Regions from separate parts of the Homo sapiens genome. Here region 1 is linked to region 2. A link is a contact called in ENCODE Hi-C or POLR2A ChIA-PET data. All regions are on one chromosome and are shown on one strand. Each heading gives the region's core, a stretch centred on a gene start or an enhancer-like site at or near the end of the contact. The rest is flanking DNA. Distances are from core to core; before and after follow the strand shown.

What was found. A loop is a pair of places that touch in the nucleus more often than their neighbours do. ChIA-PET counts read pairs that join two places held with the same protein, here RNA polymerase II (POLR2A). Pooled maps may share reads with other maps.
Region 1: a loop to region 2 is called in a map of Right ventricle myocardium inferior, with 4 times the contacts of the local background. The contact joins the promoter of ADAMTS3 here to the enhancer-like site in region 2. A Hi-C loop is called at or near these places in 5 of 168 maps with a recorded cell type or tissue (Right ventricle myocardium inferior, ascending aorta, cardiac septum and 2 more), 1 of 37 single-sample maps with no recorded cell type and 12 of 50 pooled maps. POLR2A ChIA-PET finds 5 or more read pairs at or near these places in 2 of 52 experiments (BJ and MCF 10A).

The regions. Positions count from the first base shown.
Region 1 is chr4:72,567,527-72,573,961 of GRCh38, forward strand. It overlaps ADAMTS3 (ADAM metallopeptidase with thrombospondin type 1 motif 3), which reads right to left and starts at 1,695. Exons shown (of 22, transcript NM_014243.3): 1 at 1,168-1,695. The coding sequence starts at 1,236.
Region 2 is chr4:72,524,696-72,530,505 of GRCh38, forward strand. The region is part of intron 3 of ADAMTS3 (ADAM metallopeptidase with thrombospondin type 1 motif 3); the gene reads right to left. Among named protein-coding and RNA genes, the nearest start is that of ADAMTS3, 42 kb to the right of the region's middle. Within about 2 kb of position 1,429, at least 4 of the 41 ENCODE cell types and tissues checked have a DNase peak (open chromatin) inside an H3K27ac peak, as active enhancers do; they include heart right ventricle, where a contact is called at or near this core.

The DNA.
Region 1 (6,435 bases), core at 445-2,944, 43 kb after region 2:
TTGGTGCCTAAAGCCTGCACCTTGGTTTGTAGAAGGTTCCATGAGCCAATTCCATAACAATTTGGGGAAGGGAGTTGTTTGCCCCTTTTCATTTTAATTTAACACTTATGAAGCCAGCAAAAATACATACAGACTCTCAATGCTCTCTTCTGAAATGTCGTACTGGGTCTGGATTAGAAAAGAAAGTATGAATTTAACAGGCCAAAATACACCTAACAGGGGGCCTGATTAATCAGATTTAAGGTCAGGAATCAACTAGACAATTCTCTACTTTTTACCCTATGGTCGTTCAGACCAGGCCGACCGGAGAAGCTACAAAAACTAACAGAGAAATTCTGTACCCAAAGTCCCATCGGCCCAGTGCTGATATGATTTACTACAAACAGCTCCCCTGGCGGAGCCTTCTCAAGGACTCTTCTGAGAGCATCGGGCTTCACCTTGAGCCTCCAAAGGGTTGGGGGCAGGGCCGAAAAGAAACAGAGCTGCACTCAACTTAGCTTTAAAAAGAGGAGGAGTTGTGCAGAGGGGGAGGGGAGAAGGCGGCCGGCGCCTGCAGCCTCTGCCCAGGAAAACGGAGGGCAGGAAACGTCTCCAGCCCCCCTCCCCAACTGTCAAATCCTAGCCCGGCCGTGGTACTCCCAGGACACGTGTCTACTGGATCTCTCCCTGTCCGGCCCAAGGACTTCCTGAAACCCCCGCCTCCGGCTGCCCGAAAAAACCGTGAGTCAGTTCGGAGGAGAGAAAGCTCCAGGAACCCGACTCTGGCGGCAGCAGCCAGAGCGCTGGGATCCCGGACCCAGCGTCCAGAACTTCATTCAAGCGCCCAGACCGCCCTCCAGAAAGGGGAAGCCCAGATGGCCCGGCGAGGATGGGAACTGGCTGCGGTTTGTCACTAGGAATTGTTACGAATGTCGCAGACTGGTGAAGCCCTAGGTGTGACAAGACTGGGCTCCCGGAGTGGGAGTCGTAACCTCCCGTGCAACTCAACCCTCTACCCCCAAAAGCCCGCACGCTGCGCCCAGCCCTCAAAACACCGTTTCTGAACGCAAAAGATAACAGGGAAGGGTGGGAGGAGAAGGAGGAAAGAGAGGAGGGTAGAGAGGGGAGGAACTTTTCGGGAAAAGGTTGGGTTTGAGTTTTTTTTTATTGTTATTATTTTCCACTTACTTGTCCATCAGCTGAAGTCCTAACCTCTACCAGAGCGGCTGCTATCAACCAAAGTGACAGGAGAACCATCACGAGTCGAGTTCACTTTCCAACTACTGGGCAAAGCAAATGCCCAGAGCAAACCCACCCCCCCCGCCCAAAATAAGTTTCTTTAAGAAAAAAAGGAAAAGGGAAAAAATGCGAAATAGAAAAAAATGATCTTCTGTGCTTTGCTTCAATGAAAATGAAATTTGAGCTCTGAGACTGGCCCCCTCTGCTCTGCAGTTTTTTCCACTTCACCTTCTCACCCCGTCCTCCCAACACAGAGTGTGCAGGAGCGAGAAGGTGCTGTAAGCGGGCACAGGCTAAGCCTGGGAGAGGGGGAAGGGACGAGGGGCTTTCCAACTATCTCTGCCCAAAGCAGCTTTTTCGAGGCTTTTCGAGCACCATTGGTCCCTAAGGTTAGCGCGGAGAATGCTTGGGTTCCCCGGAGCACAGCAGGGGGAAGTATTAGCGAGAGAGACGAGCGAGCGGGAGCGGGAGAAAGAGGCAGGGAGAGGGCGACTCCGCCGCACACGCAGAGGTGGGGGCGGGAGGAGCGAAGGGGAGGAGGAGAAGGCAGGCGGAGGAGGTGGGAGGAGTGGGCCGCTCGCCGGCTCCTGTTGCTCGCAGCGCGGCAGTCTGCTGGCTGCTGGCGACCCGCGGGGCGCTAATAAGGCGTCCGGAGCTCCCCGGACTGCCCCTCCCGCCGTGGCGCCCACGTCATGCGGGGCCCGAACCCGCGCCCCCCGCACCGTGTCAGGATTGGAGACCGCTCGGGGGCTGGTGTGGCCCGGGCTCGACCTCCCACCCTGGAGCCTCTCCTTCTCCGCCTAGGGCGAGAGGAGGGGAGGGTCCAGGGGCGCCACCGGTCCCGACTGGCGGGACGCGCGTTGAGTTAATTATAGGAAGGGGGAGGGTCCGAGGGCTGGTCCTGGGCTGTAGGAAATTCACCTCCTCCAACCTCCACTGTTCTCCCAGCCAGAGAATTCTCCCCGAAGAGAAGCCCTGGAACCTCCAGATCTTAACCACGCGGTGATCTCCCTTCCAGGCACCAGTCACCTCCCACGTTTTGGCAGGGGGTGTCCTTCTTTGTAAGCTCTTGTTTAGGCTTTATTCGTTTATATTAGTTTTAAAAGATACCACGTCCTTTCCTTGACTCACCCGGATGCTTCCGTTTATCACTAGAGTACACAGGCCTCAGCGACTCTTCCTCACACCCAGATTAAGTTATCAAATGATTTCTGCCCGCTGTGGCCTGGCGCTTCCTGAGGGGAAATGACACCAACCTGAGAGTTTGCTGGAATCCTAGCCCAGGCCCACCTCCCAGGCGTAGACACCTGTGGGTGCTTTCCAGAAAGCAGACAGGAGGAAAAGGAAATAGCTCCAACCTCCACTGACCGGTCCACGAGCCAGGAGTGAGTAGACACAAATTTAGATACGAACTTCAAGACTTCAACTGGACAGTCTTGAAGAGGCCTGCCCACAATAAAACGAGCTAGTGTTTATCTTGTTATGAGATGCAAGATAAGTCATAGTTCTTGTTCTTTTTTAAAAGCAATGTGAGTTTGGAGGGTTTCCTATAACTTCGATTCATTGTTTATTCCTGGAGAGGTAACGTGATGGTTGTGCCTTTAACTTAAGCATGGAAAGATTTGGTGTTCACTGATGTTTTATCTGCTAAGTCTTCTCAAAATCATATATCGAGGACATTTACATATACAAATGAGAAACTAGGTAACTAAATGGCCCCACCTAGTAAAACAGGATATTAGGTCAATTAGTTATTAATTGGAATTAGAATTAGACCCCAGCACTGAAGTATCTCTAAATTACTTTTTTCCTTCAATTAAAGCCTGTAGCATTTTTGTAACTTGTCATTAACTAGCTATCCAGGAGTGATTTGCTACATTTTACACCGAGTTTGTCTATTCATTAAAAAGAAGTAACCCTAAGCATTCCATAAATGAAAAATCTGTCAATTTACACTGACAAGTAAAAGAACACTAGAGATACACATTAGGAGATCTAGGTTCTAGACCCAGCTAACAGCTGTCTTACCTTGACAAGTCAGAATAAACCTCTATTTTGGTTTCTCCTCTATGAGATATTTGAGATCTAAAATCATCTGATTTTAGGTAATAACAAATAATGTATTTAACCATGTTATTACAGTAGGCCCTTTTGTGTTAATTTTACAACATTCAGACATTAGTTATCACCTAACTCCCGGCATAGCAAGCAATTCATGTGACTTTCAGGAAAGCAGCGGCTTCAGACATTTTTGGCCATCACCACAGAGAGAAATGCATATTGCATAGCGACCCAGTAAAAATTTCATGATTCAGTACTTACCTGTACTGCATGCAACAACCCTGATATTTTTCTTGCCATTCTTTCCCTGCAACCCCAATTGCAGATGAGCACTCAATTGATTTCACAACCCAGCAAGTCATGACTCTCACTTTGACAAAGATCAGTTTAAGAGCATGCAATAGGGTTTTTTTTTAATTCTAAATGAGTTCTAATTAATAGGGTTCTCCTAATATATTCTAAGGCAGAGTTTCCCAAAGTATTCCCTGGAATATTAAATGTTTTACCAGGAAAAGGAAAATTCTCAGACAGCCAACTGAGCTCATGAAATACTTAGATAAATGAAACAAAATGGCTCTCCTTATTTCAGACTTCAGGGTACCTATTTAAACAAACACATTTGTAGTCCCAGCTACTCCAGAGGCTGAGGCAGAAGAATCGCTTGACCCCAGGAGGCGGAGGTTGCAGTGAGACGAGATTGTGTCACTGTACTCCAGCCTGGGCGATAAAGCGAGACTCCGTCTGAAAAAAAAAAAAAAAAAAAAATTGTGAGTCTTCAAGGGGGAGATGTAGTGCAATTTGGTCTCCTTACTTACATGACCATAGAATCCTTTTTTCTCATGCTTTATCCTCTGTGGAACACACATGGGTAAATGACATTACAAAGCCCAACTATTAAAGCAAAATGAACTTCAAGTTAGATAGGTTGGATTCTCATGAGGATTCAGCTTCAGTTTTCTCAACTCTAATATCGGTTTCATAGTACTACTTTTGCAAACTCTTCATGAAAATTAACATGATCTTACATGTAAACTCTAGCACATTGTCTAGAATATGTAAAGGCTTCAGTGTAATTTTTTGAATAAAACTGATGGCATATGTACAGATGGCTCATTGGTAATAAAATATGGCAAGGTCTAAAGAAAATAGGAAAATGTAAATAGCTAAAACGTGATTGACTTTTAATTTTGCCAGAGAGGATGTTAGGAGTCAGAGACAGAGTCATTTGAGTTCCTTTCAAAAACTGACCCCTACCAGCCTGCCTTATGTCAAATCCCTTCCCTTACTCCATGTTTCTTTGGCTCAGGCTACAGTGTTGTTTTCCACACACCCTCAAGTTCACATTCTTGCTCATAGTGATTTCTCAGTCCATAGCACCCTTCCTCTTCCTGTCCACATGGCAAAGAGCATCATATTACAGGAGGTGCTAATAGGTACTCCACAAAAGTACTTACACTAATGCTTGTAGTATGTTTTCTTTCAAAATATGTTTTAAGCATATAATTTCAAAAGTAGCCATATATATTTAGTCTCCCTAATTGAAAATCATCTCCTTTAAAATAAGTTTCATGAAATTGGTTGACACATCAACATTTTAACCTGTGCATCCTCATATTGGCAGCAATTAAGTAAGTAGAGAGTTGTGGGGGTTTTTCTGTTGGAGGCTGACTGGTCAATGTCATAATTTGACAACATTTTGATACCCAATATTTATTGTGTATTAAGCCAATGAATAAAATTTTTGTCATTTCTTGCAGCAAATAGTTAATTATAAATTCATTTATTAGGTTTATTTTTTTGGGGGGGTTCCTTTTAGTTGTTTACCTTTCCCATACTTTTAATATAACTAACAACCTTCTGTCAATATTTATTAGATACATTACAGTTTTTACATTTACAATTTTTAATTTCTTCCCATGGTCAAATAAATTTGGGAATTCTGCGGTCAACTTTGTTCGAAGTATAAGTATAAAACTTTATTGCATCATAAGTGGCTAGATTTATATCCACCTCCTTCTCTAAATTACAAGTTCCTTAAGGGTCTTGATCTTTGTTTTGTTTACTTTCTACCACCAATATCTCACACAATTTCCATCACACAAAAGTTGCACAGTACTTTAATTACTGCAACTTGAACATCTCCAGGCAAAATTGTATCCTTTTATTCCTGCCTACTGATGAGCTTTATTCCTGGTCTTGGGATTCTTGACACCTAGAACTATCACAGAGGAATATTAGAGTAGGTACATGGGACCTACCACTATAGGACAGTGAAAGCTGGGCCTACTGTCCCTTTTTTCCATTCCCACACCCTATATCCTCATAGAGCACAGCTACAGGACATGCAAAATGAGAAAATAGAGTTGATAGCAGCATGTAGAGAATTATTTTATTGCTCATTGAGAGCAAAAGTCACCCTCAGTCTCACTCTTTCTCTCACACAGCACCCTCCCATTTTATATAATATTGAATTCTTTCATTCACAGGTCAGAGAATCAAGTATGTTGTATATACATTATGCCTACTTTTTTTAACCAAGGCATTAGGTTGGTAAAGAGTCAGGATGTCAAACTTTCATACTCATAGAATACAGCCTGGCACATAATAGGCACTAAAAGAATAATTATTAAATGAATGAAGAAGTGAATATTTACTGTCTCTACTTGAAGTGAATATTTACTTCTACTTATTATTACTTGAGAGAAATGAGTAGGGAGTTGTTGTCATTGTTTCTCTACTGTCAGTGAATAAGCTATTTCCAACTTGGGTCTTTTTCACAGAAATTTTCAGAAGTTCCATAAAAAGATTTTTAAAAATTAAACAACAGGGGCCAGGTGCAGTGGCTCACGCCTATAATCCCAGCACTTTGGAAGGCCGAGGCGGGTGGATCTCTTGAGGCCAGTAGTTAGAGACCAGCCTGGCCAACATGGTGAAACCCCATCTCTACTAAAAATACAAAATAGCCAGGCGTGGTAGTGCACGCCTATAATCTCAGTTACTCGGGAGGCTGAGGCAGGAGAATCGCTTGAACCCAGGAGGCGGCAGTTGCAGCGAGCCGAGATCATGCCACTGCACTCCAGCCTGGGCAACAGAGTGAGAATCTGTCTCCAAAAAAAAAAAAGTTAAACAACAGGAAAATTTCTAAACACAAGTATC
Region 2 (5,810 bases), core at 179-2,678:
TATTAAATAAAATCTTCATTGTTAGTTTAGTATGTATTTTCTAAAGTATATAACTGGCATACGCTTCATGAGGTATATGGCAGCCAGCTCAAATAAAATACTGAAATGGATAATAATTTTATATTGCCAAACCAAATATTTGAGTCAACTGAAGGGAAGAAGAAATAGAACTGGACAGAATAGGAAGCGTCCCTAAGACCTCTTTGAAGTACTCTGGATTCATAATCAGGTGCTACGTAGGAAAAACACTAGAGACAGCAGTTGTGATACCTGGGATCCAGTTCTTTCTCTACTGCTAATTAGAAATGTGTGACACTGATTCCATGATTCAACTTCTCTGGGAACCAGTTTCTTCATCTATAAAGCTATAAGTATGATTCTATAACAGCCAAGGATGCTGTAGTTCTGCAACTGCAACCCAGATCTCTCCATTCACCTGTTAGGTGCACTCACAGCTCCAGAATGGTCCAAGTATCACACTGGGAAGAGAAACTGCTCCAAATTATTAAGGGTCAAAACAGGTAGAGCCTAAAGACCCCACTTCTATTTAGTCAGGACAGAGAAATCCTTCTTCTATGAGAAAGTGCTCCACCACACTGATATAACTTAGAAAAAATCCTTGTCCTCAGACTTTTCCCTGAAACTCCACCAATTATTAGAGGGACATTTGAAGCTAAAAAATAAGATAAAATAAAATCACCACTGACACAATTAGGACAACTCAGAAAACAAGCTAGTATATAGCATTAGACATGTAAGTCATGCTGTAGCATGGAATAGTTTAATCATATTGATAGAACTGACACTTAAAATAAACTTTTAGGAATACATGTGCTCACCTTCTTTTCGCCTCACCCTCCAAAGAAAAAAAATGAGCAAAGGCAAGATGAAACGTAAGTAAAACTGTAAAGAACACAAAATGTATGGTCTTTGTCTTTTGTTTCTCTCCTCCTAATGATCTGTTTTCCTAGGCTTTGCTCAAAGCCTTTCACACCCTTCCTGAGCTATGCTTCTTGTTCACAGTCTCCCTCACCTGTCCTTTCTCCCATCCACTCAGTAGCCCTCAGAAGCAAGTGTATTGAATTACTTAAGTGATTTGATCTAAGCTAGACTCTTATAACTAAAGAGTGTGATATTTGCATTTTCTAGCAGTGGAAATTCCAGGCAAAAATTACTCTGAACTGGCGGGGGAGAGAGGGTTATGATCCTCTTAAATCATCCCCATGTACCTGTGAATAGCACAAATCAAATTCCCCCTTAAGAAAAACAAGGGGGTAGAGAGGGGCCAATGAGGTATCACAAAAGAATTTAAAAGTCTGGGATTAGCCAGCACTAGCCCTTCAAGGGCTTTACCCAAAGCAGGAAATTGCTGTGCTGCTCCATGGCTTCCCTACACCGGTGCCCAGGCAGCTGGCCAATTCACTAACCCCTTCCCTGGCCTCTTCCCTGGCCTTGCACAGACAGCATAGTCAGTACTACCCTGGCCCCACCGTAACCCTGGCTGGCTTGAGAAAAGTTGGCAGAGAGAGTCCAGGGTTGTGCTATTTAAAGCTATAAGCAGCTACTGTGGATGGAGATGAGCTGCTTTAGCAGCAGAGGATAAGGCCAGCTGTGTAAGATTTTCACTAGCCCTAATGAAATTCACTCACCTGCTAAAGTTAGGGTACCCAAATTTGATAGAAAACAGCTCAGTTCCACTTATTAATTACTAATTATCATCTAGCTATCCCATCTGGCAATTTTTTTCATTGTTAAATTGCCTGATTGCAAATCCTTAAATTTTCCTCAAAATATACTAATAAATATATAGAATATAAATATACATATAAAACAGTCTACTAATTAGTAATTAATAAAATATACTAATGAAATTTATGTGTGTGTGTGTGTGTGTGTGTGTGTGTGTGTGTAGAGTCCATGTAGGTTTTTGCTGTGTACACATCAAAATACCCAGAAGGACTTTTATATAACCATATACACATGCATATCTTTGTATACACTACACACATATATAGAGACAGAAAAAATATATACATACATATATATATATATATATATATATATATATATATATATATATATAGACAGAGAGAGAGAGAGAGAGAGAGGAATCCATACATGTATCTATGTTTCAATCCAAGCTGCCCACACTATCTCAAATATTAGGTGAACAAGGATAAAATAATGGTCAAAAGCACAGGTTGTGAATGCAGGTATCTGTGTCTTCAGTGAAACACAGGATAAGATAATTCTCTGGATTTCTAATCTGTAAGTGGCAATTGTTGACAAGGTTAAGATGATTCCTATAAAGGACAGACCTTTGCTTGGAACACAATAGTTAGTATTCATCAATTTTAACTAGTGTTAGCATTATGATAAAACATCCATGGTAACTCAAAACAACAACTGTAGCAGTATGGTTTTCTTCTAAAAATCAAACATTATCTCAGACAGCCCTGACAATCTGACCCTGTCGTCTCCTTGTGCTCTTACTTCTCAAAATGGGCTTGACAGGTACTTTATCAAGGGAACTCCTCTTCATCCTTAAAAGCTCAGCTCAACTAGCATTTCCTTACAGAAACCTTCCTTGACCCTTAGCCTAGGTCAGATAACACTGTTACTTATTTCAAAAAGCAGCATACCTTTTCTTTATAGCATTTATGCCAGCTTATTATTTACTTAGTTCAGTGACTTTTAAAAAAGTAACACCTGTATTTCCCACTCTAACCTCATGGGGCAAATACTATGCCTGCTTTTGCTCATTGTTGCATCCACAGCAATGAAAGTATCAGGTACACAGTAAGTGATCAAAAATACTTATTGAATGAATCAATGACTCAGCCAAGTTCTATCTAGATGTCCATCTATTTATATACTCCCAAGAAGCAGCGAGAGTAAGAATTTGGTCACAGAAAAATAAAAGAATCCTGGAAGTTTCCCAGAGGAATAAAAGTTAGAAAAAACAATACTTGTCGAAAAGAAGTCCAACAATCCAGAAACCAAAGAGACATGGCTTTCTGTACTTGGCTTGAGAACCCTCCTGACATTCCATTACGAAGAAACTTTAAAAGAAGCACAGGGTTACAAGGCCGAGCTCTGGGTACCAAGAGGAAGGAAGGACAGGGATTCTACCCAGAGGAAGAATTCATCCAACTAAGAATCCTGAAACCTAGAGGGGGATAGGGAGCAGAGTGTAGTGTCATCAAATTTATGTTCTGTGTCTTCATTCAGTCAGTAACTCATCAGAGCACCTACCACATGAGATGTAGTGCCTGGACTTGTGGATACAGAAGTAAGCATGACAGACACAGTCACCACTCTCATGGAATTTCCACTTTATTTCAGAGGAGAAACAGGACATTAAACAAGTAATGTACATGTGGCCAGTGCTCACAGAACTACAAGTTGCTGTAGTAATAACACTGACTGAAAAGTCAGTACATACACATATTTTGTATTTGTCCAAGGAAATAATTCCAAGAATATTTTTATGATCTCTCTTTTTTTAATTCTCTCTTTAAAAAAAAAAAGTTTCCATGCTAATTTGTATTGGTTTCTGTTGCTTAGCAGGAGTAAACTAATTTAAGAGACACACTATATATCTACTATTAGGTTGAACTCAAGTGAGGATTTGGTCAAGATGATTTCAAAGTAGTTAAAAGAGAGTATTTTAAATGTTCTGACCACAAAGGAATGATAAATATTGGAAGCAATCAATATGTTGATTACTCTGATTTTATCATTCTATGGTGTATACACATAAGAAAATATCACTTTTACCCCATAAATATATGCAATTGTTGTTTGTCAATTAAAAGTGAAAACTAAAAAAAAAAAAAAAAAACAGATGCTGCTTCTCCTTCACTAGCTTGTACGTGAAAGTAGATGAGATGGAAAATGAGAGGAAAAAAGAACTTATGCAAACAAAAGCATAAAAACACTACTCAGGAGGATGGAATTTATTTATATAAAATCTTAGGTACCTCAAAAACTTTCAAGTTCGTAACACTCTCTTTATTTTATGAAAGTTACACAAAAGGGAAAACTGAAAACATCAAAGAAAAGCCCTCAATTCACCTCTCAAGAGTGGTATTTAATTCTCCATTCCAAAATCCATACCAATCAGTCTGTCAATATTAATTTGTTGAGTACACACTCTACGCCAAGAATTGTTAAAAACCCAAGGAAAGAGTTCTCCTCAGTAGACCCATGCCCTCCCCAACAATAAATGTACATAAAAAATTTAAGATAAACTTGAGATGCCAATAATGGCTAAAGAGAATATCAAAAGCACCAATATACGGTAGAGTAATCAGGGTTTCTGCTTTAGCTAGAATGGTCAGGAAAATCCTTTCTGAGGAAATATAATTTAAATTAACACTCAAATGATGAATATGAACCCCTATTTATTATAAAAGTCCAGAAAAGAATATTCTTACAGAAGAAAAGCTGATCCAAAAGGCCAGAGGCAGGAAAATTTTAAATTGTTTGAAAGACAAAAAGGCCAGAATGGCCGAATACAGTAAACGAAGTAAGGAGTTGAGGGGAAATGACATCAGGGAAGTATACTGAAACCAGTTCTTGTAGGACAGTGGCTCTCAAAATGTAGCATCATATGGGAACTGTTAGAAATGCAAACTTTCAGGCCCCTCTACAGACTTACTGAGTCAGAAAGTCTGTGGTGGTGCCCAGAAATCTGTTTTAGCAAGGCTTCCAGGGGATTCTGATGCCTACTAAGATCAGTGGCCTCTTGAAGAGAACAGTAATTCTCAACCTAGTTATATATTAGAATCATTTGTAGAGGCATTCAATCTACTTATACTGAGCCTTACCCAAGACCAAATGAATCTCTGTATCTGGAGATGGGATCTCGATATATACACATATATCAAGATGCTGTACAGGTTTGCAGCCTGGCAGCAATAATATATATAATATTATATATAATACATTATAATATATATATAAAATATTAAATATTATTTATATATTAAATAATATATATTAATATTAAATATAATATATATTAATTAATATATATTTATTTAATATATTGTATATAATATTAATATATGTTAATTAATATATGATATAATTTAATATAATATATATTATATATAATAATACATAATATATAACATATAATATATTATATTAATATATAATATATAATATAAATTATATATAATATATTATATATTATATATAAATAATATATATTATAAATATTATATAATATATTATATTTATATATAATATATAATATATTATATTTATATATAAATATAATATATTATATTTATATATAATATATAATATATTATATTTATATATAAATATAATATATTATATTTATATATAATATGTTATATATAACATATTATATTTATATATAATATGTTATATATAACATATTATATATTATGTATTATAATATAATATATATTATATATTAAATTATATTATATATTAAACTAATATATATTTATATTATATATTAAATTAACATATGTTATTTTAATATATATATATTATATATATTAAATATATATAATATATTTATATTATATATAATATATAATATATAATAACATATAATATATAATATAATTATATATTAAATTCATATATGTTAATATAATATATAATATATATTAAATTAATATATAAATATAATATATAATATATATTAAATTAACATATATGAATTTAATATATAATATATATTAAATTAATATATGTTAATTTAATATATATTATATATTAAATATATTAATTTAATATATAAATATATATTTATATACAAATAT